7 separate regions of the Homo sapiens genome follow, and all the other regions are linked to region 3. A link is a loop called in an ENCODE intact Hi-C map of the cell type or tissue named here. Cell type or tissue: heart left ventricle. All regions are shown on one strand. Links, peaks and the distances in the headings refer to the core of each region. The heading gives the core; the rest is flanking DNA.

Region 1 (4,507 bases), core at 167-4,166, 430 kb before region 3:
ATCCCATCGTACAAATGCACCGGGTTGCTTATCCACTCTCCTGTTGATGATGGACAGCTGGGCTGTTTCCAGTTTTCAACTATTAGAAATAAAGCAGCACGCCAGGCACGGTGGCTCATGCCTGTAATCCTAGCACTTTGGGAGGCCTAGGTGGGCGGATCATGAAGTCAGGAGTTCAAGACCAGCCTGGCCAGCATGGTGAAACCCCATCTCTACTAAAAATACAAAAAATTAGCTGGGCAAGGTGGCATGCACCTGTAATCCCAGCTACTTGGGAGGCTGAAGCAGGAGAATTGCTTGAATCCGGGAGGCGGAGGTTTCAGTGAGCGGAGATCACGCCACTGCACTCCAGTCTGGGTGACAGAGCGAGACTCTGTCTAAAAAAAAGAAAGAAAGAAAGAAAGCAGCTATGAACACTCGCATGCAAGTCTTTGTGCAAACATAGGTGTTACAGGAAAGGGGTCCCGATCCAGACCCCAAGAGAGGGTTCTTGGATCGTACACAAGGAAGGATTCAGGGCAAGTCCACAGAGTAAAGTGAAAGCAAGTTTATTAGGAAAGTAAGGGAATAAAAGGATGACCACTCCATAGACAGAACAGCCCTGAGGGCTGCGGGTTGCCCAGTTTTATGGTTATTTCTTGATATGCTAAACAAGGGGTGGATTATTTATGCCTCCCTTTTTTAGACCACATAGGGTAACTTCCTGACGTTGCCAAGGCATTTGTAAACTGTCATGGCGCTGGTGGGAGTGTAGCAGTGAGGATGACCAGAGGTCACTCTTGTCACCATCTTGCTTTTGGCAAGAGCTTCTTTACTGCAACCTCTATTATCAGCAAGGTCTTTATGACCTGAATCTTGTGCTGACCTTCTATCTGATCCTATGACTTAGAATGCCTTAACCGTCTGGGAATGCAGACCAGTAGGTCTCAGCCTGATTTTACCTGGCCCCATTCAAGATAGAGTTGCTCTGGTTTACACACCTCTCATATAGGGACATATCTGTATGTTTTCATGTCTCTTGGGTATACCTAACAGTGGAATTGCTGGATTACCAACTGGCATTATATTACCTATATAATATGAGGTATTATACAGGTAAGCTCCAGGAGGACAGAGACTGCTCATTACAGAATGTGCACAGTGCCCAGCACACACATGGCATGTAGCCAGTGCTGCAAGTCCACCTGAATGAGTAAAAAGCCAGCCAGCCTGATTTCCAAACTTAAGGGCTACACCCAGGAATTTGTTGTTCTGCCTCCTCCCCATCCACAGGCTACTGCTGGGGTTCCTGGCAGGTGTGGGGGCTGGGAGGGGAAGGGAGTTGGGGGAGGGGGCCTGGACACTTTTGTGAACCCTGTTGAGGTTGACAAAGGAGAGGGGTCACCATGGTCATGCCAGGGGTCTCTATCCCACACCTGGAATTTCTCTTAGGGCTTCCTGTGATGCTGAGATGGGGCAGCTGTGTCCCTGGCCCCACTCTTCTCCCTTGATGAAACTGCCTTTGCAGAAATTATAACAGTAAGAAAATTAGGACAGTGAAAGAGACCCATCTAACCAACCCCTATCTTGCCTTTCACCTCTAAACTGCCCTTAGGCATTCCTGGGCTTGGGCCAAGCTAACTTTGGGAGACATTTAGTTTATAGTTTAAACGATAATAGCCCATCTCCCAAACTAAACCGCCTTTGTAAAGATAATGAAAGAGCACTAGGTTAGGAAGATGAGAAGTGCCTACATTCTGCTAAGGTGGAGCTGTAACCGATTATCAGTCATTATTCCAGAGGCCACAAGATTCGCAACTTCTCCGGTTACTCCTGCAAATAACATCACTCTTGGAGAGTCCAAGATTGACTTTTTGAGACAAGTTTTCAGGTTTTTTGGCATTTCTTACTACCAATGGCTGGGGCATGGGGGTGCGGGTGGCACCCCAGTCCTGTGGCCCCACCCAGAAGCGGACTCAGCACCCCAGGACAATTTTCCACACCCCTGGGATTGCATCCCCAGCCAGTCAGCAGCACCCATTTCCTGGCCCGCCAAACTATCCTTGAAAAACTCCAGCCTCAGAATCTTCAGGGAGGCCGATTTGAGTACAAATAAAACTCCCGTGTCCAGCCAGCTCTGAGAAATCTGGCTGTCTCCGGGCAGCGGGCAAGGTGAACCCACGGGGTGGTTACATGGGGACCCAGGCTGTCTCTTGTATGGGGGACTTATGCAGGCCCAGCCCCTCCCCTTCTCCTTCCCACCCTCTGAGCGGCCTCCAGGACGCACTCGCGTGAGGAAACCCGGCCCGCGTGTCCGAGTTCTGTCCACGCCTTCTGCCAACAGCTGTCCTTTGCTCTTCGGGGCTCCTGGGACCGCGGGAAGGGGCCGGGGTTGCCTGGGGAAGGGGTGGGTGCACCTGTGTGCATGGTTTAGGGGTCTGGAGTCTTTGAGGTCGGTGGGTGTTTGTGTCTCTGTGTGTCTGTGAATCTGTCTCGTCTGTGGTTCCAGGCCTGGTGGCGCTGCAGACCCCAAGAGGCCGCCCTCCGCCTTCAGACAGCTCCCGCCGCCTCCCGGCGCCTGGGAGGAGACGGTGGGAAAATCGCGGCGGCGACGAGAGCCCGGCCTGCTCTTTCCGTTCCGCTCCCGCAGGGGGCGCCAGCGCTCCGTGGAGAGCGGCTGCGGCCCCAGAGACCACGCTCGGGCCGCCTGACGCCCAGAGCCCCCAGGAAGGGGAAACTGAGACCCAGGGAGGAGAAGGGAGGCTACTCAGACCTCCTAAATTCTAGTCCCAAATTCCACAGCACCAAGCTTGTCCCTAGACTTAGGAAATGCAGTGGGAGCGCTGTTCTCTACCTGGGCTGCACAGGCTGGCTCAGAGGTGGGGGATTGGACTCAATGACCTCTCAGTCCCCTCAGAGACCCTCGCCAGCTGTGGGGAGGTCCGCCAGCTCAGGGATGAGGTCTGGAGGGTAGGGCTGGGGGGACTTGGCCCTCTGGAAGTTGCTCACTGTGAGGGCTAGGTTGAGGACCCATTTATTCATCTGTAAAATGGGTGTGTAGGGAACAGGCATGTTCAGTTTTCTCCCTTGCTTTCGGCTTCATCCTAGCGCAGGTCAGAAGCTTAAGGGGAGCCTGGGCCAGCGTCCTGGGCATCCCATCCTTGCATTCTCCAGACATGACCACCTCCAGACCCTGCTCATTCCTAGACCTGCCTACTGGACCATGGGATGGTGATCGCGCCTACAGCATCCTTACCTAAGCAGCCCGACTCAAAACGATGAATTGGACCAATCAGTTATTGCCCTCCTGTTCTTCTAGAACTGTATACAGACACCCATTGTCCGTGGCCTTGTGCTGGGTGCCGGGGAGAGAGCAGTAAACAGAAAAGTGAGGCTCTGCCCCTAGAGACCCCACCGTCCAGAGAGAGGAGGCAGCGTGCCAAGCAAGTAAACAACAAACCAACAAACAATTACAAAGTCCTGTGAAGGAAACCAAGAAAGGGCAGACAGAAAGGACGACTGAGGAGGGGGAGGCTGCTCTTAGCTGCAGCTGTCAGGGGAGTTCCCTCCAATGAGGCAGCATTTAAACCAGGAGCTGAAAGATGAGTTGGAGTCAGCCATGCAGAGGCGAGGTCAGTGGAAAGGGTGAGCTAGGGCAAGGAAAACAATCAGACTCATCCTTTTATAAGATCCTCACGCTGCTGGGTGGAGAGTGGGCCTGGGCAGGGCGTGAAGGGCAGTCAGAAGGCCAGAGAGGACGCCGTTGCCATGAATCAGGGGACAGCTGCTGGTGGCTCAGACCAAGGTGGTGGCTGTGGAGGTGGTGGATTCTGGATGTATTTTAAAATAGGATTGGCGGGGCGTGGTGGCTCATGCCTGTAATCCCAGCACTTTGGGAGGTGGAGGTGGGTGGATCAACTGAGGTCAGGAATTCGAGACCAGCCTGGCCAACATGGTGAAACCCTGCCTCTACTAAAAATACAAAAATCAGCCAGGCATCGTGGCATGGATCTGTATTCTCAGCTACTCGAGAGGCTGAGGCAGGAGAATCGCTTAAACCCATGAGGCAGAGGTTGCAGTGAGCCAGGATCATGCCACTGTACTCCAGCCTGGGCAACAGAGTGAAACTGTGTCTCAAAAAAATAAAAATAAATAAATAAAAAAAATAGGGTTTATTTAATTTATTTATCAAATCAAATCAAATTGCCTTGAAGCCTTGGGTAGTTGGAAGTGCCTTTTTCCAAGGTGGGGACAGGTGTGTGAAACGCGGGATGGGCTGTAAGGGATCCCAGGACGGAATCCAGCCCTCCCTACGTATTCCCTGTCTTTGCAGGTAGGTTGTGGTTCTGAACTCAAGGATTAAGGCTTCCAAACTTGGTCCAGCTTCAGTATTGCCTGGGAGCTTCGGTCAATATGATTCTCAGGTCCCAGATCTTTTGACACAGAAGCTCTCAGGTGGCCCCTATGTGGGAGTCCCTGCCCCAGAGCCCAGCAGTTGTTTTCCCACTAGGACTGTGGTGACTCCCGT
Region 2 (4,507 bases), core at 298-4,297, 240 kb before region 3:
GCCACCACAGGCCAGAGATCTTAACCACTACTAGCTTTACCTTTCTTATCTGTTAAATAGTGCTTACACCGAATCTTATAATGCTGCTGAAAGAATTCCAGTAGCATAGCACCAGACATGATGCTGTGACTTTTAAAAATGGCGGCTATTATTATGACAACTTTTAATTTTAGAGAGGGAGAACTACTAATTCCTGCTAGTCAAGGGTAGCTCTAGGGTTTCTAGGGGTTAGTTTGCTAACCTGGTTATTTTTGCTGTTTTTTATTATAATTGATTCAAATAATTTGTGTGTTTCGGTTTACTCTGTATCAGGCATATATGTTGACTCTGTCAACAGCTTTCTGATTATTTTTTAGATGAAGATGCTAAGCATGAAGGACTTTTGTCCAAAGACCTTTAAGCTCTTTACTCATATTAAGTTTTGGGTAAATATCACCTTTAAGAGTGAAGGAGTAAGACACAGAAAGCATAGTTAATTATTCGTGATGGTCAGCTGGTCAGTTAGAGATGAGTAAAGCAAACCTTCAAGTAATTTTTCTTTCAGCAAAAGACCTGCATGTAATACCCAGAACATCAGTCATCAGCTAGCAAGTCCTGTCATTCTTGTTCTTATATTCTGCATCTTTTATTTTTTCTTTTAAGTGAAACTGCCCTGATTCTGACCTTTGTTGAATCTTCTGGATTCTGTTGTATGTAGTAGCTTTGGAATAGGTCTTTCTCCTTCAGGCCTGGCTCCCACAACTACCCACACATGCTGTCCACATGGTGGCTCCTGTGTGCCACCCCCGTCCCTCATGCTCACCGTGCTTTAGTGCGTCCTGCACACAGCTTTTAGCTTATTCTTTCCAAATACTATTTTCTTCAGCTAGTTACAATTTTCTCTCCCTTTTCCACTTCCTTCCCCTCTCCTCCAATCCTTTCTTCTCTTCAAATGCCTTTGTACATTCCAGTCTCTCTGCTTTTATTCCTTTGGTTTTGCTTTCTAGTCTCCCTGTCCTCATATTTTTAGTTGCCTGTTTTCTGAGCAGTCTTCTTCTAGCAAGTCATAACTAATTCCCCAGCTCCATCTGATTGCTCCTTTTCAGGACGCCTGCAGTTCATATTGTCTGTGTGTATTCTTCATTTGTTACATGTTGGTTATGTCCTGTGGTGTATGGTTTTTAAAATTGTTTTAGATTATCTATCTTTCTCATTTTACAGATGAGGAAACTGAGGCCCAGAATGAAGAATGGATTGGCCTTTATCATGTTCAGTACTTTAGTCATCATGGGCATTCAATAAATGCAGTTTGCTGGAGCAAGGTGTCTGTTTCTCTCTCTCTCTCTCTCTCTCCCCCGTTGTGTGTGTGTGCACCCGTGTGTGTATGTGTGTGTGTGTGTCTGTGTGTGTGTGTGAGAGAGAGAGAGAGGGAGTTTTAAGGTGAGGGAAAGGAAACTTATAAGTTTAGTTCTGCCACCCAGTTTCCAAATATAACTCTTTCTCTCCTTCATGTTTTCTTTTCTTTATACTTCCCTTTCTTTTCTTTTCTCTCTCTCTCCCTTTCTTTTTTTTTTTTTTTTTTCTTTGAGACAGGGTCTCACTCTGTTTCCCAGGCTGGAGTGCAGTGACACGATCATAGCTCACTGCAGCCTCGATCTCCTGAACTCAAGCAAGCCTCCCACCTTAGCCTCCCAAGTTTCTGGGACTACAGGCATGTGCCACCATGCCTGGCTGATTTTTTTTTTTTCTAAATGTTTAGTAGAGTCAAGGTCTCACTATGTTGCCCAGGCTGGTTTCAAACTCCTGAGCTCAAGCAGTCCTCCTGCCTTGGCCTTCCAAAGTGCTGGGTGTTATTACAGGCATGAGCCACTGTGCCTGGCCCTGTACTTCCCTTTCCTTTTCCTATTTTTGCACAATTTTAAATTCTGTATTCTTCCTTTTATATTCACAGCAGTGTGACATTTGAAGGGACAGAGGTTGGTGGGGACTAGCCCAATTCCATATAAATTTTTCCCTTTGTTTTCAACCAATTATATCATGTCCTGATCTCTGAAGACTCCTTGGTGAACATCAGCCACCTCTTCTCAGAAATTATTACTGCCTTCAAAGGTGAACTGTACAAGGTAGTTAAGATTATACTGAGTTTCAAGAATTTAAATTATGAGATGAGGTTGAGGGTGTTGGCCTATTTCTCACTGGAAGTGACTTCCCAGGCGATCTATTTAAAATTTTGAAATCTGTGAAAATTCAGTGAACCTGTGGACTAAGCAGCCAGGAAGGCAGCATAAGGCAAGAGACTGAGTGAGTCAGTTAACATTTAATGAACACCTGCTGTGGGTAGAACCTTGTTGAAGAGATGTTAATAAAACTGGAGTCTATTAAAGGTAGATGGTGATAAAGCAATTGATGAGGAAACGGAAGGGAATCAAGGATTAAGAAAAATACTGGTACCGTTTCAGTATGTGTGTTATACCCTTAACATTTTTCACATGTGTCCATAGCTGTGGTCGATTTGCTTCAGGAATTAACAGATATAGACACCCTCCATGAGAGTGAAGAGGGAGCAGAAGTGCTCATCGATGCTCTGGTAAGTTGCACATCCTCTGGGGTTTTGCAGGTTTGTATAAGTTGTTGGCATTGCCACCACCATCGTCTCGGAGAGTGGCCACCAGGTGGAACTCCACGGCAAGGCTGGAGTGTGGTGAGGCTGGAGTGAATAAGGAGAGTAAAAAAGTAGAGATGTGGCTGGGGCAGTGCTTTATGCTTTGGGACTGTGTCAGGTAGAGGCCTCGCCCTTATTAAGTCTCTGCTGTGGGCAGGGCCATTTCTCATTCTTCTCACCACATCCTCTCACATGGGCATTATTGCTATTATTTCCATTTACAGCCATGAAGCTGTGACTTAGGCCAAACAAATGGCCCATGGTCACACAGCCAGGATTTGAACCTGTGGTCTCCTAGACTCTATGTTTTCTGCCCCTTTCTTCCCTCCTCTCTTTTGTTGCTACTGACCTTTTTACAAAGAGCTTTCACAAATGTTTTTCTCATCTGGACTTTCTAATCCCAAGTGCCAGTGAGAACAGGTATTATTATTATTACTTATTTTACAGATAGGTCATCAGAGAGGAATTGGAGAATGTCGAAAATAAGAACAAACTTTATAGCTCATTGAGGCCAGAATGGCATTCCCTGCCTGTAGACGACAAGGCAGTTGATTTCTGCCATCTTTTGAGGAGCCTAGGCAAGGCCTCAGAATGTTCCTTAGCTATTGATCCACACAGCAGCTAACCCAGAGGAGTTGGTCTGTGAGGCGCAGCTGTGACCAGGTGCCAGCTAGGCAAACTGCCTTACATGTGAGGAAACCCAGCTGCAGAAGTGAAGCCTCCCGCTGGGTCGCTCAGCCCGTCCTGTGACAGCTGATAAAAGAGACTGCATGTTCTGATCCCCAACACAATTCTGTTTCCACTGCCCCAGATTCCCCAGTTCACTGGTGATCAGAAAGGGCCACAAAGCTGCAAAGGCACCCCAGCTGGCCAGCGGCAGAAGTGCATCTAGTCCAGCCCCTACCCTGATACCACCTGTGGAGCTCTGTCCACCTGCAGAGCTGTATCCCTCCTCAAGGCTCTGTGGATTGTTCTTCTTCTGTTGTTTCTCTTGTCTTTTCTCTCTGGTAAGAATGTTAGTATTGGTTTTGACTCAGTTAGCAGTTGATCAAAGATTACTCCAGCCACTAGTATTAGAAGCACCTGGGCTGCTTGTTTGGCTACTTTCTAGTCCTACCCAAGACCCACTGAATCAGAATGGCTGGGCCTGGGGTCCCAGATGATCCCGAAACCCCACTGCTACACTGCCCACCCCCTCCTCACCCTTTCTCATAATGTTCTCGACACTAGAAATTTCCCATGTGCCGTGCTTGCTGTTGGCATTTGGTGTGAATGAAGGGGTTGTGAACCCACTGGTTATGAAGAACTGGCTCTTACAGAGAGTGAGGCTAGTGTCCAGCAGGGCCATTTATGACCGAATATAATGAAAATTTCTATGGCCATTTTTCTTTCAGGCTCCTTTAGAGAGCAAACTGCTACTTTTGTAGAATTCAGGGCATTTATTTTTCGTTTGAACCACTGTGCAGAAAGAAGAGGATGATGTTGGGATGTCGTTTTGTTTTGAGGGGCGTCTGAGGAAAGACTGTGGCACTTGCTCCTACTCTGTGTCCCTGCAGTGTCGTTTGTGCAGTCTTACCTTCCAGAGGTTAATTACATGGCCCTGAATGAGCCTTCCTGCTTGGTCCCTGGGCTGATTTTAATTACCATCCTTTGCCTGTCTGAATAGGGAAGACGAGAGAGGAACAGCTAGCCTGGCTGTTGCATGTAAAACATACCCAGAAACAGCAATTCACTCAAAAGCCCCCTTTGTTTTTTCTGTGTTGTCAAGCCCACTGACAAAAGCTGCATCTTGGCAGATTTTATTGTTTGTTTGGAAAGAAACAGTTCACCCTCAGTCTGGGGAGCCACTAGGTAACTGCTATACAG
Region 3 (4,000 bases), core at 1-4,000:
ACCAGCAATGCCTGTCAAAAGATGGATAATAGGAAAGCTAACTACTTGGGTTTGGATTTGTCAACTATTAATCAAGTGTCAAAAGGAAAAAATATTAGGTGTGTCCTCATTTCCATGCTGGGTGCAATCCAAGGGGGAACAGCTTTGCAGTCCAAGCTCAGCCAAACTGCCCACACCATTTAAGGGGATGAGCTACTAATTTCAAGCTCAGCTGAACTAATGGATCACCTCTGTGGCTCCTCATCCGTTCAAATATAATAGGCTCATGTGTGGGTAAAGAGAGGAGTTGGGGCTCTGACAGGGATGAAATGAATGAGCCTGTGCCGGTCTGTGTTCGTCCAGGGTTTGAAGGCACCAGCTGGTTCTTTGATGGGATGGGATCCTACTGCTAGAAAGAGAGCAGGGAAGTCAGTCTGTAAATGAACCTTCAAACCCGGTCCTGACTTCTGCAAACAGTGGTGGCACAATTAACATGAAAAAGATCCTTTTGAGGTGAAATCCCCAGTTCAGATTTTAGTAAGGATGAAGCAGGCTTACAACTAGAAATTCTGTGGCCAGTGTCTATGTGTATGAGTAACATACACATCATGTATAACATATTTGGGAAATTTACATACATGTACCCCACATAGGTGTGTACACAGATGTAAATATACCTTCAGAACATAAGCAGAGGGTAGAGGCCCCTATCTTGTTCCCTCTAATTCCAGTCCCTAGAACAGTACCTGGAGACTCCTTGGACATACTAACGTGATTCATCCACAAGCACCCTATGAGAATGGAGTTTTCATCACCCCCAGTTTACAGAGGAAGAAAATGAAATGAAGCTAAATCATTTGCTCAAGGTCACATGGCCAGTAAGATCTGAACCTCGGTTTGTCCAAAGCAAGACTGCTACTTTTTCTCTCACACACAATGGCGAGGCAGAGGGAGCTGGAATGGCAACCTCCCCAGCGCCCCATCAGGGGCTACAGCAATAACAGCATCCAGGACTTGCGTGGCCAGAAGGTACACCAGCTGGTCACCACCTGCTGGCACCCTGCATCCCTATCTGGGCTCTGGGGTTAGCAGGTGGGAGTAGGACTGGGGGTGGAGGCCAAGCATCCTAAAAGCTTTATTTTTCTATTATGAGACTTGTTGGGCACTGACTTCATCTTCTTCTTTTTTTTTTGAAACAGGGTCTCACTCTGTTGCCCAGGCTGGAGTGCAGTGGTGTGATCACGGCTCACTATGGCCTTAACCTTCCAAGGCTCAGGTGATCCTCCTGCCTCAGCTTCCCAAGTAGCTGGGACAACAGGTGCACACCACCACGCCTGGCTAATTTTTATATGTTCAGTAGAGACAGGGTTTCGCTATGTTGCCCAGGCTGGCCTGGAGCTCCTGAGCCCAGGTGATTCTCCCACCTCAGCTTCCCAAAGTGCTGGGATTACAAGCGTGAGCCACAGCACACGGCCTGACTTCATCTTTTCAAAAATTTGAAAAGTATTGTCTAGTTTTGTTTCCTTTTAGCCCAGGGTAAAAGGCTCATTGGATGATATAAAACCTCACTGCAAAAGCCAGGGAGTCTCAGAGTCTGCTAAGAGATTGGCCCAAGGAGTATGGTTTTAATGGAGTTCAACTAGGCTAAGTACATGTATGGACTTGAAGGACAAACAGAAATTTGGGGTGTATGCTCTCTTTTCAAATTCCTTTCACGTACAGGAGGCAAAAGCTACCTGGACAGAAAGGCACAGAACTGTGAAGGCCCAGGGCATGCCGGGAGACATCCTGGAGACTGAGAATTTCAATCAGCAAAGTTTGCCACTGCAGTTGGCTGAGATGGGGGTGTGGCTGATCTGACCTGTTGTCTGTAATCCAACGCCTACCCTCAGGGACACTGTCTTATTTTTAGCTCCTGGTATGCTAAGCCCTCCTCCCACACCACAAATATGATTTGCACATTTGTTATCCATTGAAGTTACTTAACTAGAGGGACTTTGGGGGAGCTGGCTTTTTTTTTTTTTTTTTGCATTGCCAGTTAACAGTGACACCTGGTGGTAACACACAGCAAGGTCACATCCTGCCCCCACCATCCCCTGCCCCTCCCCCATGCCTCCCCCAGTTGGAAGATTTATGCCCCCTCCATACAAGGCACATTTGCTAGATAAAAGCATTAAACTGGAATGGCATCTCCGTTCTTAGCATTTACAACCTCGGTTACATCAACCACCCCCTGATCAATGTCCATTTCTAGAGTTTACTGCCTGGATGTAAAAGCCTGCCACAAAGGCTATATTTAATATGGCAAATTAAAAAAGCAAACACTGGTTTGGTCATTCTTTGGAGCCAGGAAAAGCAAATGGGAGCAAGGAAAAACCCAAGCATGATGCACATAAAGATGAACTCTCATGGGGCTGCTAAGTCTGCCTCCACCCCAACTCGATGAAGGCGCCCCTTGGAGGTCCTAAGCCCACCTGCCAGAGGGGCCCACAGACATGGCTGTTCTACAGGGCTGGTGCACATCCCTCTCCTTCCAGAAGACAGGAGGCCTGGGAGCAGCCTCCTGCCCTGAGAGCTTCCCTCACCAGCCCTCTGGCAGACAGGAGAGCCACTTCCAAAGCAAGCTGGTCATCTGCCTAGGGTCGGAAACTCACTACCTCTGGCTTTTCTGAATACTAAGCCAAGGTTCCCACTTGGGCCCTTGCAACGAACACAGCTTTCTCTTCTCCCATGAGGGTAAGTGTGTGTAAGTGTGTCACTCTGACTGCAGTATGGAGAATACCTAGAGGGGCAGGACTGGAAGTGGGACCAGTGGTGAGGTCTGTTGTTCTGGTGGGAGATGATGGTGGCCTGGCCTGGCCTAGTGGTTTGGAGGTGTCGTTTTGAGAGCAATTTTCCAAGTGAGGTAGGCGGGCTTTACTTTTGGTCATGGATGTAGGGTGTGAAGGAAAGAGAAGAATTAAGAACAAACAACAGGATGGATGGCAGGGCCATGTGCTGAGATGGGACTCCATCTCATGCAGGGGACTTGGTTCCTCAGTACTAGTAGGTATGACAGACTGCACTCTGTCACCTAGGCTGGAGTACAGTGGTGCGGTCTTGGCTCACTGCAACATCCGCCTCCCAGGTTCAAGTGATGCTCCTGCCTCAGCTTCCCAATTAGCTGGAATTACAGGTTCCTGCCACCATGCCCAGCTAACTTTTTGTATTTTTAGTAGAGACAGGGTTTCATCATGTTGGCCAGGCTGGTCTTGAACTCCTGACCTCGTGATCTGCCTGCCTCAGACTCCCAAAGCGCTGGGATAACAGGCGTAAGCCACCCACCGCACCCAGCTGCCAGGTATGACTTTTCCATACTAAGTGGCCCACCCACCCACCCCTCTCTCCATGCGGTAATGAGGCTCACAGAGAGACCAGGTTTCCTATTGTCTCAGGCTTCTTCTCCCACTTAGAGAGCTTATTAATTTCAGCATCAAGATGCCAAATCAGCTCTTGATCAAGGATCAAGACTGATTTTTTTTCCCAACTTCAAGATAAGTTTGCAAGTGACATGTGTGAAGCAATCCACCTAGCTCTTCCTCCCCCTCCCTGCCCATCAGGAGGGAGGCCATCTGACTCAACACTTGAACGGAATGTGCTGGAGCAAACAAAGGGAGCTGCGGTCAAGTGGTGGGGCTGCGTGTTCCTCCACCTGAGGCTCCCTGAACACCAGCTCAAGATTCAGCAAGGTCCAATTCCGGGTTTAATTGCTTTCAGCAGCAAAAAAGAGAACTAGAAATGAAAAGATAATGAATTGAGAATATTAGCTTATTTGATGGTTCTAAACTTGAAGGATGGGATGGAGTGGGTGTAGGAAAAATAGAATGGATGGGGAATGTGAAAATCAGACCTTTAACTCTTGGTTGTAATAGGCATCTAAAAGGATTTACTTCAAGATAAACTCATTATGTTCTTGAGTTGCACTTTAAGTCACAGCACAATCAGCTCCAGGGGCACCGCCCAGGGAGGACTATTTTCACCC
Region 4 (4,507 bases), core at 319-4,318, 340 kb before region 3:
TTTTCTTTTTTTTTTTTGAGATGGAGTCTTGCTCTGTCTCCCAGGCTGGAGTGCTGGGATTACAGGTGTGAGCCACTGCGCCCAGCCCACTTCCATCTATTCTTGTATTCTTGTATCAGTTAAGCCTCCCTCACTCTCAGCCTCTGTCTCCTCTTTTCTGCCCTGGCCCTGGGGTTTCGGAGGCTCGGCCCACCTTGTCCTACCCCAGCTAAACATCTTTGTGTCACCCTTGCTGTTTATTCTTCCACAGTCTGGGAGACCAGGAGGGGACCCTTTGATCTGGGTGGGAAGCAGGGACCATTTGAGAGGGTTTGCCATTGACCTACTTTATAGATGAAGAAAGAAGGCTCAGAGAGGTAGAGGACCTGCGTGAGGTTAAACAGTTTGCACGGGATAGAGCCTGAACCCACCCAGATCTGTCTGATTCCAGATCCCAGGCCCTTACCCAGAAAGATAGTAGGAGGCCAAGTCATGAGGCTGAGGGTTGGGTCGGGGGAAGGCAGAGGGTGTGAGAAGTCTCTTTCAAACTCCCTTCATTCCAGAATCAGCTCTGTCAATGGCTTAGAAAACCCCAGTCCCTGAAGGGACAGGGCTGCCAGGGCCTCTTGCCGAGTGACTGCAGACCACATTTTTCTTAATCTTAATTGAAAACTGTTCAAGTAGAAAAATCATTTCACTGCTTCATCTCAGAAAGGAAAAGAAGAAGGGAGAAGGGAGGGCTCGGGTTGGGTTGGGGGATGGAGGATTTAGCCAGAGAGGAAAGGCTGTGGCTATCGAGGGCTTGGTCCCTACCTGCCCTGGGCCTGCCACTAGGCCTTGCCCAATTGGGCCTCCCTGAGCCCCAGGGCTTGGGGGGTTGGGTCTGCCGGGCTACTGATGCAGTCAGTCATAAGTACGAGGGTCCCACCATGTACCACGCAGATCCTTGGCCGGGATCCCAGAACAATGAAACACCGTCAGATGCAGCTCCTAGGGCCTGGGAACTAGGGGCTTCTAGTTCCTCCCCTCCTCCTCTTCCTCTTTCATTCATTCCTTCCCTCCTTCAACCAATATTTATTGAGCATCTGCAATGTGTCTGCTACTGTTTCAGAATATACAAATAGCTCCTGCCCTCCTGGAATGCACTGTCTAGCAGGGAAGGCAAATCATCAGATAAATAGAGAATAACACACTGAATTTAGCTCTGAAGAAACGGGGAGAGTGGGGTGAGCAATTATTCTATAGGCATGGGTGGGAATTGTGATTTAGGCTGAGCAGTCAGGGAGGGTCTCCTGGAGGAGATGGTATTACAACAAAGGCACAAAGGGTGGGTAGGAGTTATCCAGGCAAAGGCAGAGGTGGGGTCAGTGGTGGGAGTGGGATAGCACCCCCAGGACAGAGGGAGGTGCTGGAAAGGCTAGACTCTTAAGCAAGACTGATTGGGTTCAAATTCCAGCTCTGTCACTAGCCAGCTGAGTGATCCTGGAACAAGTTAACTAACCTCTCTGTGCCTTAATTTTCTCATTTGTAAACAGAGGATTATTGTGAGGATTAAGTGGGTTTACATAGATAATATGCTACAATGGTGCCTGGACAGCACTATTGTAAGCAAACAAAAAGCCCCAGCCTGTGCAAAGGCACTAGAGCAGGCAACTGCAAAGTAAGTCATCGAAGTCAACAAAGGAACAGGCTTTATCCCAGGGCAAACACAGATTGGGTACATGCCGTGGAAATCCATGCTGTGCTCCAGAAAAAATGGAGGCTAAAATCCTGTATCTGCCGGGTAGTCAGAGCAAACCTATGTTGGTACCTTCTACCCCTCTTTTCATGGCATCCCTGTAACCTTGGGAAGAATCCTTGGTTATCCTCACTTTACAGATGAGTGCACTGAGGCTCAGAGAGGCCAAGTGACTAGTCCAAGGTCAAGCAGGTGGGGCTGAGCCCAGGTTTGGCTACCTCCAGAGCCCAAGTCTCTTACCACTGTGCTCTACTGCCTCAATTTTGAGATGTAACAAAAATGGCATCTTATCTAGGTTTGACTATTTGTTGAGCACACGCTGTGTGTTGCATCTTGGGCTACACGTGCCACACAGGAAGCAATTTATAAGATGCAGGCTAGGTAGGGCAGTCATACAATATTTTTCCTAAACTGAGTCACTTTGGACGGTGAAAGTGGCACTCTTCCAGGATGGCATGTGTCAAATGGAACCTAGGGTCACCCCAAGCTTGGGGCAGGTGATCAAGAGCATGGAATCAGGTAGACCTGGCTGGCTTAGTGCCCTTGGGCAAGTCACTTAACTTCTCTGAACCTGTTTCTCCATATGGGGGTAACAATCCCTAGCTCCTAGAGTTGTGAAGATCAAATGAGACAATGGGATGACAAATACTAAGCCCAGTGCCTGGCATGGAGTAGGCCTTCAGTGAATGGTAGACATTATTATGTAATACACAGTCAGTGGATTTCCCTCTGTCTGTCTCTTTACCCATCTCCCTGTTTCTCAGGTTTTCTCCTCCAATCCCCTTACCCCTTCCAGGACCCAGGTCTAATCTGATTTGCTGTGTGTCCTTGGGCAAAAATCTCTTCCATTCTCTGGGCCTGCTCTCTCCATCCAGCTAGAATGCTTCAACAAGGCTGCTGGGGTCCCATCTCTCCCCCTTCCTCTCTTGGCTGGCCTTGCTACCCTGCCATCTATCCCCAGGCTCATTTTACAGGTCAGTTCCCTTTAATGAGCAGGGCTCAGAGCCTTTTCCCTCACAAAATGGAAACTGCGGGTTCATCAAAATCTCATTAACCTCCATTCTCCTGGTGGGCCTGCAGGGGTCAGACCTGTCTCAGGGTGGCGGTGCCACCTCCCAGTTGGCAGGCTCCAGGGCTGTCTGGGGCTAGCGGTGGGTGGGGCTACTGGTTTGCTGGTTCCAGACAATATTCATGCCACAACATCCAGTCCTGCCAACCTTGGCCACCTGGAAGGAAGAGGAGAGAGGGGGCCTTCAGCACTTTAATTTGAAAACTTGCCATGGGACCGAGGGATGTTGGGAGCAGAAGAGAACGGCTGGCTTCTAGTGAATTAATGCTTTGCTTGTAACTGGTAATTTTCTCCACTTTCATGTCACCTGGCTCTTTCTTCTTCTTCTTCTTTCATTTGATCTTACTTGGAAGGGTAATGTGGCCCACCACTGTCTCCTCCATCATGGTCCTAATTTTTCATCTAGGACTTGTCTGAGCCTAGCCCTGCTCATGTGCATGGTCTCTGGAGGAGCTTGGTAGTGAGGGTTTCTGGGATCCTCTCACTAACCAGGGGGCTGTGGGAAAGTTGCTTAGGCTCTCTTAGCCTCACTTACCTCCTCTATTCTGAGAATAAAATGAGATAATGTATTTAGTGCCTGGCAACCACTTTGAAAAACATGGTGGCAGTTTCTTCTAACCTTAAATGTGCACTTATTTAGTCGAGAGAAATAAAAACACATGTCTATCAAAGATCTGTGTACAAATGTTTGCAACAGATTTATTTTATTTATTTTTTTTGAGAGAGAGTTTCATTCTCTCGCCCAGGCTGTGGTGCGGTGGCATGATCTTGGCTCACTGCAACCTCTGCCTCCTGGGTTCAAGCAATTCTCCCGCCTCGGCCTCCCAAAGTGCTGGGATTACAGGTGTGAGCCATCACGCCCGGCCATAACAGCTTTATTCATAATTGCCCTGAACTAGAAACAACCCAAAGGTCCATCAACTGGCGAATAGATCAATAAATTGCAGTTCGACCATATGTTGGAATACTAGGTGCAGGGAAAAGAAACCTACGACTGATGTCCACAATGACATGAATTAATTTCAAAAGCATTCTGTAAAGTGAGGGAAGCAGACTCCAATGGCTAAATACCAGGTGATTCTGTTTAATGACAACCTGGAAAAAGCCAAACTGCAGGCACAGAAATGAAATCAGTGGTTGCCAGGGGCTAGGGAACGGGGAGGGGATCCACTGCAAAGGGGCACAGGCAACTTTCTGGGGCTAGAGAAATGTTCAATATCTTTTTGTTGTTGTTGTGTCTAGAGATGGGGTCTTGCCATGTTGCCGAGGCTGGTCTCGAACTCCTGGGCTCAAGTGCAGGCAGGAGGGCAGTGGCACGATCTCAGCTCACTGCAACATCCACTTCCTGGGCTCAAGCTATTCTCCTGCCTCAGCCTCCCGAGTAGCTGGGATTACAGGCGTGAGCCTCTGCACCCAGCCAAATATTCAATATCTTGATTGTGGCGGTGAGTATACTGGTAACTATGTCTTTCAAAACTCACCCAAGTGCACACTTTAAAAGGATGAATCTTATTGTATGGAAATTACATCCCAGTAAACCTTACTTTAAAAAATAATGCTAGCCAGTAAAACTGTCAGTTAATTTTAATTTTTTTTTAGACAGGGGTTATTAGTCCATTTTCATACTGCTATAAAGAACTGCCCAAGCCTGGGTAATTTATAAAGGAAAGAGGTTTAATTGGCTCACAGTTCAGCATGGCAGGAGAGGCCTCAGGAATCTT
Region 5 (4,507 bases), core at 185-4,184, 96 kb before region 3:
ATTACTCACAACCATGGAATATTTAGACTGGCATTAACCACGCCATTAAAGTCAGTTCAGGATTTTAAAAACACTCCTACAAGCAGGGCCTTGTAATTGGCAGAGACCCTGCTGTCCCGCGGTGTTTAATAAGCACTTGGTTTGCAGGGTGAAGGGCCCTAGGAACCCCTCCCTGATGCAATTAATTGCCTTTGATGGGGATTGTCATTAGGCTTCTTGCTGGGACAACACAGATACGAGCCACATGTACTTACTGGCCTTGGTAGAGTGCAATTTGTGGGTTTAGGTTCAAATCTGAGGGCCAAAGCCTGGAGGGATACTATGGGCTGAATGTGTCCCCCAGATTCATATGTGGAAGCCCTAACTCCCAATGTGGCTGTACGGTATTTGGGGTAAGGAAGTAAATAAGGTTAAATGAAGTAGGAAGGGTGGAGCTCTGATCTGATAGGATTAGTGTCCTTATAAAAGAGACAATAGATATTAGGCTGGGCACAGTGGCTCAAGCCTGTAATCTCAGCACTTTGGGAGGCCAAGGCAGGCAGATCATTTGAGGTCAGGAGTTCAAGACCAGCCTGGCCAACATGGTGAAACCCCGTCTCTACTAAAAATACAAAAATTAGCTGAGTGTGGTGGCAGGTGCCTGTAATCCCAGCTACACAGGAGGCTGAGGCAGGAGAATCGCCTGAACCTGAGAGGCAGAGGTTGCAGTGAGCTGAGATCACACTACTGCACTCCAGCCTTGTCTGAATAGAGTGAGACTCTGTCTCAAAATACATAAATAAATAATAAATAAATAAATAATGAGAAGAGACACCAGAGAACTCCCTTTCTCCCTTCCTCTTCCCTCTCCCACCCTCTTCCTCTGCACATACAAAGAAGAGGTCTTGTGAGCACACAGCCAGACAGCAGTCACCCCCAAGCCAGGAGAAGAGGCCTCAGAGTGAAACCTATCTTGCTGGCACCTTCATTTTGGACTTTCCAGCCTCCAGAACAGTGAGAAATAGATTTCTGCTAATTTCTGCTTAACCAGTCTGCAGTGTTTTGTTACAGCAGCCTGAGCAGACTAGGACAAAAGGTTCTTTGGGCCTCGGAGAAGTTCCCTCTTTGGGAAGCCACAGAGCTGGATGTTTTTTGAGGAGCTGCTTGGCTGCACAGGTGATGATGGATCCTGTCTGACCTCCTCAGGCAAGTGGCATGTGGAAGAAGGACCCCGGCCTAGAGTCAGGAGACCTGGGTCTTTGGCCTCGTTCTGCCATTCCCTCACTGTGAGATCCTAGGCTTCTCTCCATGTCTTTCTAGACCTCAGTTCCTCTGTCTGCACAAAAGGGACATGAGGATTGATCTTTGATGGCCTTCTCCGTTAAAAATTAGAGATGCTGGCTGGGCATGGTGGTTCTCGTCTGTAATTCCATTCGCCACAGTGGGAGGATCGCTTGAGGCCAGGAGTTGAAGACCAGCCTGGGCAATATGGTTAGACTCCTATCTCTACAAAATATTTTTAAAATTATCTGGGTGTGGTGGTGCATGCCTGTAGTCCCAGCTACTCGGGGGCTGAGGCGGGAGAATTGCTTGAGCCCAGGAGTTTGAGGCTGTAGTGAACTGTGATAGTGCCTGCCACTTTACTCCAGCCCGGGCAGTAGAGTGAGACCCTGTCTTAAATAAATAAATTAAAAAGATGCTTTAAATTTAAGTTTTAGGTTTTAGATTATGTCTTCACTCTGTGTGGTCCACTTAGACCGGAATCCAGAAGAAAAATGTCAGGGACACTCCCTAGGACTTCTGGCAAAGGCAGGAGCCAGAATGAATGAATTTCCTGTGCCCAGGCCCCCCTGCTGTCCCTGGCTCCTAGCCCTTGGCCCAAGCATGGCTCTCAGCCTAGACAAGGCCTTCCTAGGAGGCCTAGGAGCCCTGCGGGAGGCAGAGTGCAGATAAAGGCTCGGAGTCCGTCCATGTGGAAAACCTGGGTCTGCGGCGATCGTGAACCACATGGGCAGAGGGGCCAGACCTGGGGTTCCTATGATGGGAACATGATGTGACTGTGGAGGCCAGTCAAGGCTCCTGCCAGCGGTGAGTGGAACAGATAAAGAAATCAGTCATCAGAGGAGAGAAGTACCCCAGACCGGAGTGGGAGGTCACATATCGGCTCCCTGTGCTGCCCTCCAGAGGGGAACTGGGGCAGAGGGGCCTCCTCATTCCACGAGGCTGGCTGGGCTCAATTCAAGGAACCCTTGTCCTCCCACCTCTGTTGGAATCCTCACTGCAGCCCACTGGATCCCTGCACGAGACACACCTGGGGTGCTTAGTGAGCAGGCAGATTCCCAGATACCCACCCCGAAAAGCCAGTCTGAAAGAGAACACCCAGGGGTGGGGCCTGGCCACAGCCAGCCTCTCCAGAGAGTCTCAAGTCCAGTAATATCTAATAACTCTGTGTTTAGGCCAATGGTGTTCAATCCTAGCTGTGGACTGTGATCACCTGGGGAATTTTTTTTAAACCCTGATACCCAGATCTCACCTAAGACCAATTATGTCAGAATCTCTGGGGTGTGCCCTGGGCACCCATATATTCTTAAAGCTCCCCAGTCGTCCCAGTGTGGGTCCAAGGACTGCCCCAGCTCCAGATCAATTCTAAGAGCCTCAAGATGAACATCTGGGGAAAAGGAGAAGTCATGAGTCTCAGATAAGAGAAATAACTTGCCCAAGGTCACACAAGGTGGTGATGGCAAAGCCCGTCCTGAAACCCAGGCCTCTTTCCTGACCGTGGGCCAATTTCTTCCTGATGCTGCATCTCTTTTTAAAAACCAGAGCCCAGGCAGGCAATGCCCACAGTATTTCACTTTAATAATATTGGAAACCGGTACAGTCAGGGCCACCACAGTGGTGGGGCGGGAGCCTCGATGGCGATTAGGGGAGCTGTAAGTCTTTCGCTTTATCCAAATCTTGGGCAGTAATTTAGAAAATTTAATTAAAGGGGGAGAAATGGGGACACCTCGCGCTCCCTGCCTCCTGTTATAATGAGTGAAATACACCAGGCTGTAAAAGGAAATGCTGTCTGAGACGCAGCTCCGATGTTTTATTGCCAAGTTTTATTCACTGATGTAAACGTAATCGCTGGAAACCGGAGCTCTTATTAACACACATATTTTCACACATCCGGGGCCCCTCCTGCTCCCCCCTCTCCCTCTGGGCTTGTTCACCCACCTCCTAGGGTCAGCCCTGCTGCTTTCTGGGCATGTCTATGCCAAGCCTGGAGTTCCGCACCGGTTTCATACCCTCCCATGGCAGATAAGACTTTAATAGAATTCCATTGCTCCTCAGAGCTCAGTAATGCATTCTGGAAATTAGGCGGCTACATACTAAAGCCATTGTTCCCCCTTATAAATGGGCTCTCTCAAAGCCAGTGACCATGGGGGCTCTGATAAGCTCTCATGAAGCCTCACTCCACATGTTATTGGTGTGCTAAAAGGTGCAACTCCAGGCTTACATTGCTCATTGTTAGGGGCTGATACATTTAAGTAGTTTCTCCATGAATCAGGCAGCCTAGGTATTTCCCCCACTCTTGGCATTGATAGATGAGCAAAAGGAAGCCATTTAGATGGTGCTATATAGGGCTCCAGCCCACGTGGTGAATGATTTCCAATGCCTGGTTTAATTTATTTTTAAATGAAATTTGTTATTGATTCTGGATTAAAAGGACAAATCTTACAGCTGTTACCACTGACAGAGCCACAGTGCTCAAGTGACACCTCTCAAGGAGGGGAGGGAGGGTGGCCTGTCTGAGTCAAGGGGAGGGTATGGAGACTCTCCAGGGAGCTTGGCTCAGCAGTAAGGGGCAGTGCAAGATCCCATGCTTAGAGGGAAGTTTAAAAATATCATCTTTCCCAATTGAAATACTTGACGTGATGCTCACCTCTGAGCCTCATTTATATAATGGAAATAGCAGTGATATTTGCCTCATGGCATCCACACGACCACTAGAGGCATGTTAGTTGCCTCCAGGGATGGGAGGCTTTCCATCTCCTGCAGCATTCCCAGAATGAAATGAGTGACAGGCGTCACCCACTCTAGTGAATTCCTAGAGACTGTTTCCTGGGCTAGTCTTTGCTTACCTTCTGCCTCCACTAGGCTCTCGGCTTCCACGGTGCCCAGAGATTACACTTGCATTGGGAAGCAGACAAGAGGCACAATTACACAGGGGAGGAGGATGGGCTGGGATGTGTCCGTTCACATTCAGCCTCTGCCCTACCTCACTGTGCAACTTTGTGCAGGTTACATCATCTTTCTGAGCTTTGTTTCTCCATCTGTAAAAGAAGGAAGGGTATAATAGCAGCCTCAGGGGTTGTTGTATGAATTATAGGAGATCATGGGTGTGAATGTGATTTGTAAACTGTAAAGTGTAGTTTAGGTGCTGCAGGAAATACAAGTGGGACAGTACAGTATAGTGGGAGGTCTCTGAGTTGGGAGACAAAGGACCTGGATCCAGTTCTGTCATGAGTGGCTGTGTGGCTCT
Region 6 (4,507 bases), core at 294-4,293, 91 kb before region 3:
ACCTCGCCCAACTGGGGACTCAGCTAGACAGAGGGGAAGGCATACAAGCACAGGGGAAGCACTGGGAAGGTTGAAGATGTAATGAGGCCAAGGCATGCCCAAGAGAGCACAGGATATGTGCAGGAGGTGAGTCTGGGACCCTGAATGCAAACTAGAGAAGTCAGGATTTCTCACATAAACAGGCCATCAGAGGGTTTTTTTAGCAGAACCATTATATCATGAGCATTTTCTTCTTTTTTCCTTTTTTTTTTGAGATGAAGTCTCACTCTGTCACCCAGGCTGGAGTACAATGGTGTGATCTTGGCTCACTGAAAACTCCGCCTCCCAGGTTCAAGCGATTCTCCTGCCTCAGCCTCCTGAGTAGCTGGGATTACAGGTGCCCACCACCACTCCTGGCTAATTTTTGTATTTTTAGTAGAGATGGGATTTCACCATGTTGGTCAGGCTGGTCTCGAACTCCTGACCTCGTGATATGCCCACCTCGGCCTCTCAAAGTGCTGGCATTACAGGCGTGAGCCACCACACCTGGCCGATCACGAGCATTTTCAAAGGCATACAATCCCTGGATGTCTGTCCTTGAAGGAACCTTGACCTTGTTCCAGGCTTCAAAGAGAAAAGATTTCTGAAGGTCAGCCGGTGGGCTAGGGGCACAGCAGCAATGTGCTGCCATCCCGCCAGACCCCCTTCCTCTGCAGGCCTGAGCAATCTCTTGTTTACTCCTCTTTAATCTCCTCTCCCTCCCTGTCCCCTTGCCTGTGTCTGCTCCCTCCAATCTGTGGTTTAAGAGGAGAAAGCCCGGGTTTGAGTCCCAGTTCTGTCACCACAGTCTCCTGGTGAGGCCTCAGGCTGGGGTTGAAGGAGTCCTGGGTTTTAGTCTGGCTAACATGGTGGCTGCTATGTGATCTGGAGGATTCTCAGTTTCCATATCTTTATGATGGAAGCAGTAGTTCATTTCGCTGGGAGCGGGGTTCAGGGTAGTTAATGAATGAGAAAACACGTGCATAGAGTCCAAGACGCCTGGCCAGCCCAGGATAACCTAAACACCACCTCTGTGTGGGAAGAAAGTGAGAAGTGAGAGAATCAGGCAAACACGGCCCCTTCCTCCAAGGCATGTGGTCCAGAAGGTTCGGGGGGTGGGGGAAGCGGTCGACGCTTGGGACCTGTCCTCGGTACTGAAGGGAGCGCGGGGGCTGTGGACGGTGCTAGAACACAGTGCTTGTAAGTGCGGGACATCGTGGAGGAGGTGTCCTTAGTTTGGAAGGAGCTGGATTGTTGCTGGCTACCACGGGCCCCATCCGGTGTGCTACCCCCCCCCCATAATACTGGAAGGGGGGCGCTAAGACAGAGGGAAGACGGCGAGGGGCTATGTTCCTTGGTCTCTAACCTTGTTCTCAAACTTGGGCGCTGTACACACGGCTGGACGCGGGATCCACCTGTGTTCTGGAGTGGGGAGTGGGCTGTCGGAGGGGTTGACCCTGTTCGACGGGGACGGGGAAGAAAGTCTGAGGGTCTGTCCACGGTGTGAACCCTAGCATCAAAGGGCCAGTTGAGACGCTGTCCACGGTGCCCAAAGGATGGGCCCGGGTGGGGCGGGGGGCGGGGGGCGGGGGGGGGGCTGGCGCTGTCCTCCTCCGTGGTGCTGAAACCGGGAGGACCAGGCTGTGTGAGCAGGGAGGCCTGGGGAAGGGCAAGGGATGAGAGCAGGAGGGACCCCGCCCAGGAGTCAGGGGCCTCGCCCGACTCGCCGTGGGACCTCAGAGAAGCTAATTACCTGATTTCAGGCGCTTCCTTATCTTTTAAATGGGACCACAGTTCCGCCCTCCTGTCTGTCCCATCAGCCCCAGTAACACGGCTTGGGAAGGAACTGGAGGACTTTGTTGGATTCTTGCTCTTGGGAATGGGAATGGTGCCCTATCCCCCTCCCCTGCCACACTCACACACACATACACCCACGCATACGCGCGCGCACACGCACACGCACACACACACTCATGCACACACACACCATCAAGGCTCATTGGTCTAGGGAAGGAGCCTACAGTCCAGAAGGGGGCGATCCCATCCACCACATAAGGTCCAGTATCTTCAAGAGCCAGGAGCCGCAACAACTAACTGGCCTGTCTCTCTCCCATTACAAAGACTCGAAAACTGAGTCCCAGAAAGGGGAACACCGACAATAATAACTACTGAGCTCCTACCACGTAGGCAGCATTATGCTAAGCGCTTTGCATGCACGATTTCGCAAATCCTCACCAGGACCCCCGCAGACAGCTATTACCCCTATTTCTCAGATGAAGACTTCGAGGTTCAGAGAGGGGTAGACACCCGGACGCGATCACACAGCGAGCCGAGGTCGGCGGCAGAGCTATCACCAGGTCCCCTGGGTCTCAGCCCAGGCTCCCACCCTACCTCGCCCTCACCCCCAGCCCCACTGGCCCCTGACCCCGGCCCCGCCCTGCCGGTAAAGTTAGGAGCCTCTGAGTGCGCTGGCCTGGCGGCGGGTGCCCTGGCTTTTCTCCCTCTCCCCGCTGGACGGCATTTCTGTGGCTGAAGCCCGTTGGGTCGTGCTTTGCGGGAACCGCGTCCCTGGGGTGGCTCTCTCCGCCCCATCCCGGCCCCGCCTCCGCACTCGGGCGGGGGAAAGTTGCGGGTACCGCTTTAAAAATCCCAGCCTGGGCAAAACTTTGATGATAAATCAAGCGGCAGATCCCTCCGCCGCCTGCTCCGAGCGGGAGGAGGGAGGGGAGGAGGGAGGGGAGGAGGGAGGCGGGAGGAGGGAGGAGGGTGCGGCGGCGGCGCGGCGTGGCCTTCCGCGGAAGGGAAGAGTCCCGCAGTCGGAGGCGGCCGGCTGGGCGTGCGCTCGCTCCCCGAAGCCGGGGCTGGGCCGGAGCCGGGCGAGGGCTGGGAGCTGGGCCGGGTCCGGGGACAGCGGGCGAGGGGCAGCTGCCGGAGCCGGGCAGCCAGGCCGCTCAGGGCAGGGGACAGCTGGCGCCGGTTCTGCGGTCTCCGGGGCCCAGATGTGAGGCGGCGGCGCCCCCGGCCCGAGAGCGCACGATGGGGGCCCCGCTCGCCGTAGCGCTGGGCGCCCTCCACTACCTGGCACTTTTCCTGCAACTCGGCGGCGCCACGCGGCCCGCCGGCCACGCGCCCTGGGACAACCACGTCTCCGGCCACGGTGAGTTCGGTCGCCGCCCCCGCGGACTTCCCCACCAAACCCCAACCCGGGCCGCGCCACTCCAACTTGGCCGCCCCGGGGCTCGAACCGGCGCCAGTCGTGGCGGGCATCCCGGGGCGCCCCCTGCCGGCGCGGTGGACCCGCCCTGGCACCCTGGCCCTGCAGAGAAGGGGGCACCCGGGGCGCACCCCCGAACCTCCTCCCCACACACTCGCGCGGATACGCACACCTGCATGGCCACACCGATATGCACAGCCGCGGACACACTCAGAGCCACAGTCGCTGCTTTCTCACACTCACAACTCCTACCCTGCACATCTCCACACACCTCAGGTCCCCCTCCTCACTGCAAGCCTTTACACTTATGCCCACTACACACGCACATCAGGCACTGCGCCGGTGGGCTCACTCTGCCAGCTGGCGCACACGCTTCGCCACAACTCTTGCCTGCCCACCTGCAGACACACTGGTGCGCGCGCGCGCACACACACACAGGCACACACATACACACACATGAACACAATTTGCTCACCCACTCCTCTCTGCCCATCTGCCTTTACTCTTCTGGGTTTAACCGCACAGAGGCCCTTGTCCTCTTCCTCTCCACACCCAGCCCTATACCACTGGAAAGGTCCTTGGGGGCAGAAGACCTTGTTTCTTGAGAACTGGTCGCCTGGGGCTGCAGCCTCCCAGTTGGGCGGGTGGCACCTGGTGGAAGCCCCTCAGAGCCACCGGAGTAGTTGGGGTTGCTGCTTGCAGCCAGAGGCATGGGAGTGGGAGTGGAAGTGGAATGCCGGGTGCTTTTGTCTGCCTCTGGGGATGGGCAGGAAGCCGTGCCATCCTTCCATAGGGTACCCCCATCCTCATCCTCGGCCCTAGAGGACTGAAATGTGGGAAATCTCAACTCCAGCCGCTGTGGAAGCCGGGGAGCAGACAAGCATTCCCAGCACTGGCTGGCTGAGTGTCAGAAGCTCCTGCTAGCCCCGAAGGAGCCCAAGTTGGCAGCAGAGTTGGACTGTATGAGCCCGGCAGCTGTGGGGGCTCCCCCTGACCCCTGTGAGCCTGGCTCTGGGATGGAGGCTCGAGCATAGATGAAACCAAAGGAGACCTTTCTTCCATGCAGCCCTTCACTAGACAGGCTGACAGCCTTGTTGGGGAGGCTGCAGCCCCAGTGCTGGGCACTGTGGGCCCAGGGCTGTGGGGAGGTTTGCACAAAGGCCAGATAATTGGATGATTTATTCTGATGGGAGTGAGTGGGGGTAAGGCAGGGTAGATAATCAGGGAAGGTTTTGCTGGGGTATGACACATGAGTGGGATTGCTCCAGTGGAGAG
Region 7 (4,507 bases), core at 286-4,285, 150 kb before region 3:
CCATGTTGGCAGAGCATGTCTTAGTACTCACACTTGCTGGCTTCTGAAATCCTGAAGGAGGCATGCTGAGGAAGGGTGATCACAGCGTAGAGGAGCTGGAAGGAAACTGAATGGTCCTGGAATCCAGTTACCCCATTTACAGATGGAAAACTGGAGACCTAGAGAACGGAAGCTCAGATGCATTGCAGCCAAGCCAAACCGCAGGTTCTGAAGGGCTGACCCTTGTTTTCTCATGTTGATTGTTGCTAAGAGAAGTGACACCTGCTGGATGTTTTTTCTGGAGGGGCTGTGCTTACTATGGTGTTATCCCACCCTCTGTGTTTTTCACCTCCTTCCGTTTTGTTCTCCACCATCTCTGGCCACTGTAGCTTTCCATCTGTATTCCTTAATCAGGGTAAGTTTTCCTATCACTGTTTAATGTCCAATTTGTATTCGCTCCCCTACAAGACACTTCTCAAGTCTTCAGTCACATTATAAAATGACGCCTGGCTTACTTTTTTCCAAGTCTACAGGAGACCTCATTTTCCTTGTGATCTTGTTTTGCTGCATCACTCCATCCTTTTCAGTCTTTTCTTAAAGATACACTTGAGGCTTTTGAACTTCACTGGTGGAAGGACTGATTTTAGTATAGCCCTCCCCACCTTCCCGTGTTGGGATCATCCAGCTAAGGCTACCGTGTTGCACTGGGAATTACACCAGCATTTTCCCTCGGGGCATGCCTCAGGCCAGAGTGAGAGACTAGGGCTGTGGGGATGTGGGGAGACAGTGACCTTGTTATCTGTCCTGTTTCTCTTTGCCACTTCTTATCCACCTCTTCCCTTTCATAAAATGTGGCAAGATTACCTTTTCTACTAGACTGCTGCACCTCTATCTAGAAGACCAGTCAGTCACTGACCAACCTATCACTGCGCTTTTAATTCATTCCATCGTCCAAAAATGTCAGAGTTACCAAAGGTTGTTTAACTTAACCTGAGGGAATGAGGGAAAACATGAAGCTTGAGGGGTTGGATCACCTTGGCTAGTATCATTCATGAACACCAGCAGATAGGTAGCTGTGCTTTTCATTCTTGTGATTTCCCTATGATCCCTAAACTGAGTAAGTCCTCAGAAGTTTGCGGATTGATTGAATTGATTAACTGGGGCTTTCTTCTTTTATACAGTGATACTACTGCAAGATAAAAGGCAGAGACTCTAAATTCTGAGGCTGCACTTTAGATATTAGCATGTTCCACCACAATTCTTTCATTCCAATTCACCCCAACCCCTTTGTTCTTTAATTAAACTTTCCGTTTCCATCTTTTCTACCCTATACAGTAACTTGGACGTGAAGGACACTCAGTGGTTGTTAAATTGTGGGAATAATGTACTCCTTCTCTTTATCTGAATGATAATTAGAAACAACTTGAAATTCCCTGGACTTTTGTAAGGAAAAAGCCATGAGACAGTTAGAACTCCAGCCCTGACAGAATCCCCGATGTTATCTGCTAGGGAGGTTTTGAGGGGTGGCAAAGAGAAGACCTGGGAGTCAGGGGACCTAGGATTTAAGAGCAAGCACCACCTTTAAATCACTGCTTGTCACTATGCCTCATGTAGCCTCAGTTTCTGGCCTATAAAGTGATACTAGCCAAGGTGATCCAACCCCTCAAGCTTCATGTTTTCCCTCATTCCCTCAGGTTAAGTTAAACAACGTTTGGTAACTCTGCCATTTTTGGACAATGGAATGAATTAAAAGCGCAGTGATAGGTTGGTCAGTGACTGACTGGTCTTCTAGATAGAGGTGCAACGGTCTAGTAGAAAAGGTAATCTTGCCACTTCTAGCTCTGAGATTTTGGATAATCGAGGTGACCTTCCTAAGCTTTGTTTTCTCATCTGTAAAATTAGAATAAAAACACCTCCCTTTTGGGCCAGACACAATGGCTCACACCTGAACTTTGGGAGGCCAGACATCCCTACCTTTTTAGGGTAGGCCAAAAATTTTGGGAGGCCAAGGCGGGCAGATCACTTGAGGTCAGAAATTTGAGACCAGCCTGGCCGACAAAGCAAAACCCCCATTTCTACTAAAAATACAAAAATTAGCTGGGCATGATGGCGCACGCGTGTAATCCCAGTTACTCGGGAGGCTGAGGCACGAGAGTCACTTGAGCCTGAGAGGTAAGGGTTGCAACAAGCCGAGATTGTGCCACTGCACTCCAGCCTGGGTGACAGAGCGAGACCCTGTCTCAAAAAATAAAAACAAAACACCTCGCGTTAAAGGTTATTATGAAGACTAAGCATAAAGTATAGAAAGTACTTTGCTCAGTAAGTAGAAGCTCCCGCCGCTGCTGCTGCTAGAATTTCCTAGCTTCCTTTGGAATTCTTGTGTAATTTTTTAGTAAGCCTTTTAGTAAGCCTTTTTAGTAAGCAGTCCTTTTCCTGAGAGCGTCCTCCTTGCCAGAAGGAGTCGCCTAGCAGAAGAGAGGGTTGGCACCATCAGATGCTTTATTTGAGGTGCAGCTTAGACTTTTTTTGAGGGAGACCTAGTAAGTGGCTGGGTGTCAGGGAGCAGTTTGCACATAGCTGTTAGGAAACTTGGCCTGCTTCCCAAAAGATTATCTATTATCAGCATTGAAGAGGGTGTGAAATTGATTAGCACTGACGGAGAGTAATCGCTGCAGCCACTCTCCCAGCATTCACAGAGCTGCTGTGTGCCACGGGCACCAAGGCCGTGCTGTTCCCTGACAAACATCTGTCTCCTTGATGCCAAGGCCGTTTTGCTGGGCACTGGCAAACATTCCAAGGCCATTAGTGCTCAGCAGCCTCAGTGTTACGCAGAGAGCCAGGGCAGGTAGGGGTGAGGGATGCGTTTGTGAGCAGTGTTTGCTGCTAGCACTCAGGCGCCATCCTAGCAGATGAAGCCGCCTCACAGGTGTAAAGTGACTTAGAACAATACGACCTCCTTTTCACCTCTGCCTCATGCCGTCTTCTCTCTGAGGTTGCAGACAGTTTGTCTCCTTGCCCCCATTAAATTTGAATGTCCTACACCAATTGGGAGCTTAGCAAATATTTGTCGACTTGAATTGAATGCTTATTTTTCAGGCATTTTGAAGACTTTGACTATCAGATCAGTAGTGAATAATCTCTCACATACCTCACCAAGTCTGCAACCAAAAAACCTAAGATAACAGGCTCAAGTATTGGTATTTTTATTGTCTCAGCCATCACCTTCCCTGTGAACTTCAGACTTCTCTGGGCACAGTGCACGTGCCCATGGTTTGCAGTTGCCCAGGTCACTGGAGAGAATCTAGTCATTTGGCAAATGTTGATGAGGTGCCCGCTCTGGGAATGTGCAAGGCCAGGCACCAGCTGGGGGTGAGAAGCAAAAGTGCCAAGAAAAGAATGGGCCTAGGGGTGGTGCCGCAGACAAGGGCTGGAGGATCCGGGGAGTGGGGAGAGGTCATCTAAGGCTAGAGTCACCCTAAACTCTAGGGGGGCTAGTTTTGTGGCTGAGCATTCGTGCTGAACCTAAAAAGGTAGGGATATCTAGGGCATTTCCAGCCTGGAGTGAAACAGCAAAGGAGCAGCAGTGGGAAGCCAAGTGAAGGGGGAGAGAAGAGGGTACCTTCCACGAGTGGAGGGTGTGAGAGGAAGAGCGTGGGCTTTATAGCCAGGCTTTATCCTGGTTCTCCGACTGTGGGCAAACAGTTGAACTGCCCTATCCTTATTTTCTTTCTGGATGGTGTTTGTTTTGTGTTTAAGGTGTATGTCCCAGTTTGTGTACTTTGAGAAGTTATGTATGTAGGGATATGGTGTCGGTGAATGTATTATGCATGAAAGCTGCTTGCACAGGGCCTGGCACACAGAAGGTGGTCAGAGAAGCTTTAGCTTTCTTTTCTCTACAAGGACTGTTTGTGTCCCCCTGCCCCGCCCCCGCACATGTGTACATACCCACTGTCCTGATTCCCTGCTGCTGCAAGGTTTTGCATGACTTGACTCTTCCCTGCTTCTCCAACCTCTTCTCCTGCCACTAGGCCCCTCCTGCCACACAGCCTTTGTTTCCTTCTTTACATTTGCCACTCCCTTCTGCCCTGAGCCTCCTCTCTGCTATCAGGTCTCAGTAAAATGTCGCCTCCTCAGAGAGGCTTTCAGTGATTACCATTTGTAAGAGAGCCCTATCTCCCTAGCTGCTTCAGAACCTGTAATTATTTCATTTATTTGTTTACTCTCTGTCTCTGGGACTGTAATCTCTCTTGTTCATCGTTTTCTCAGGACAGCGTGCCTCACATTCAGTAAATGAAAGACCACTGCTCATTAGGTGAAATTAATATCTGTCTGTGAGTATTAAGGAAGATACGGCGAGTCACCCTGCGCTTTCCACATTATTCCTTAACACTAATTTTTAACCCTGATTTTTGTTTTCTCTGTGATTAGACCTGCCACCAAAAATATTTAAGTACAGTTCTGTGGATTCTGTGGCATAACTATAGCAATATTTCATAAGGAAAAATACTACTTCGAAGAATCAACAGGA

Evidence for each region. Peaks named below come from ENCODE experiments on the same cell type or tissue, not always from the same donor. Only the 100,000 strongest peaks of a DNase experiment are listed, where the experiment ranks them.
Region 1: it touches region 3 in a loop (8-fold over the local background); 80 of 110 quality-filtered maps call a loop at or near these places.
Region 2: a loop joins it to region 3, with 9 times the contacts of the local background. A loop is called at or near these places in 29 of 110 quality-filtered maps.
Region 4: a loop joins it to region 3, with 7 times the contacts of the local background. A loop is called at or near these places in 26 of 110 quality-filtered maps.
Region 5: a loop joins it to region 3, with 3 times the contacts of the local background. A loop is called at or near these places in 48 of 110 quality-filtered maps.
Region 6: a loop joins it to region 3, with 3 times the contacts of the local background. A loop is called at or near these places in 52 of 110 quality-filtered maps.
Region 7: a loop joins it to region 3, with 2.5 times the contacts of the local background. A loop is called at or near these places in 3 of 110 quality-filtered maps.

Annotation. Positions count from the first base shown.
Region 1 is chr20:37,561,996-37,566,502 of GRCh38, forward strand. No RefSeq gene overlaps it. Among named protein-coding and RNA genes, the nearest start is that of LINC01746, 6.9 kb to the right of the region's middle. In heart left ventricle, for the core only: a CTCF peak has its summit at 2,637 (motif pointing right); DNase peaks (open chromatin) are centred at 2,356 and 2,586; H3K27me3 peaks cover 4,000 bases.
Region 2 is chr20:37,755,091-37,759,597 of GRCh38, forward strand. It overlaps CTNNBL1 (catenin beta like 1), which reads left to right. Exons shown (of 16, transcript NM_030877.5): 5 at 2,469-2,566. It overlaps LOC124904895 (a long non-coding RNA gene), which reads left to right. Exons shown (of 2, transcript XR_007067575.1): 2 at 1-1,296. Among named protein-coding and RNA genes, the nearest start is that of CTNNBL1, 63 kb to the left of the region's middle. In heart left ventricle, for the core only: CTCF peaks have their summits at 764 and 2,649 (motif pointing right); no DNase peak of the experiment used is centred there.
Region 3 is chr20:37,991,123-37,995,122 of GRCh38, forward strand. All of the region lies in intron 7 of TTI1 (TELO2 interacting protein 1), which reads right to left. Among named protein-coding and RNA genes, the nearest start is that of TTI1, 40 kb to the right of the region's middle. In heart left ventricle, for the core only: CTCF peaks have their summits at 2,010 (motif pointing left) and 2,218; DNase peaks (open chromatin) are centred at 1,799 and 3,628; H3K27ac peaks cover 2,679 bases.
Region 4 is chr20:37,649,254-37,653,760 of GRCh38, forward strand. No RefSeq gene overlaps it. Among named protein-coding and RNA genes, the nearest start is that of LINC00489, 28 kb to the left of the region's middle. RefSeq lists a silencer at 2,722-2,874. In heart left ventricle, for the core only: a CTCF peak has its summit at 2,789 (motif pointing right); a DNase peak (open chromatin) is centred at 2,836; H3K27ac peaks cover 69 bases.
Region 5 is chr20:37,895,220-37,899,726 of GRCh38, forward strand. LOC124904896 (a long non-coding RNA gene) reads right to left here. Exons shown (of 3, transcript XR_007067576.1): 3 at 3,062-4,298. Among named protein-coding and RNA genes, the nearest start is that of VSTM2L, 5.7 kb to the right of the region's middle. RefSeq lists a silencer at 2,140-2,189. In heart left ventricle, for the core only: a CTCF peak has its summit at 2,174 (motif pointing left); no DNase peak of the experiment used is centred there.
Region 6 is chr20:37,900,297-37,904,803 of GRCh38, forward strand. VSTM2L (V-set and transmembrane domain containing 2 like) reads left to right here and starts at 2,831. Exons shown (of 4, transcript NM_080607.3): 1 at 2,831-3,175. The coding sequence starts at 3,055. The region is part of intron 2 of LOC124904896 (a long non-coding RNA gene); the gene reads right to left. RefSeq lists an enhancer at 2,131-3,094. In heart left ventricle, for the core only: CTCF peaks have their summits at 2,041 (motif pointing right) and 3,297 (motif pointing left); no DNase peak of the experiment used is centred there; H3K4me3 peaks cover 1,204 bases; H3K27me3 peaks cover 2,707 bases.
Region 7 is chr20:37,842,727-37,847,233 of GRCh38, forward strand. All of the region lies in intron 13 of CTNNBL1 (catenin beta like 1), which reads left to right. Among named protein-coding and RNA genes, the nearest start is that of VSTM2L, 58 kb to the right of the region's middle. In heart left ventricle, for the core only: no CTCF peak of the experiment used is centred there; a DNase peak (open chromatin) is centred at 2,715.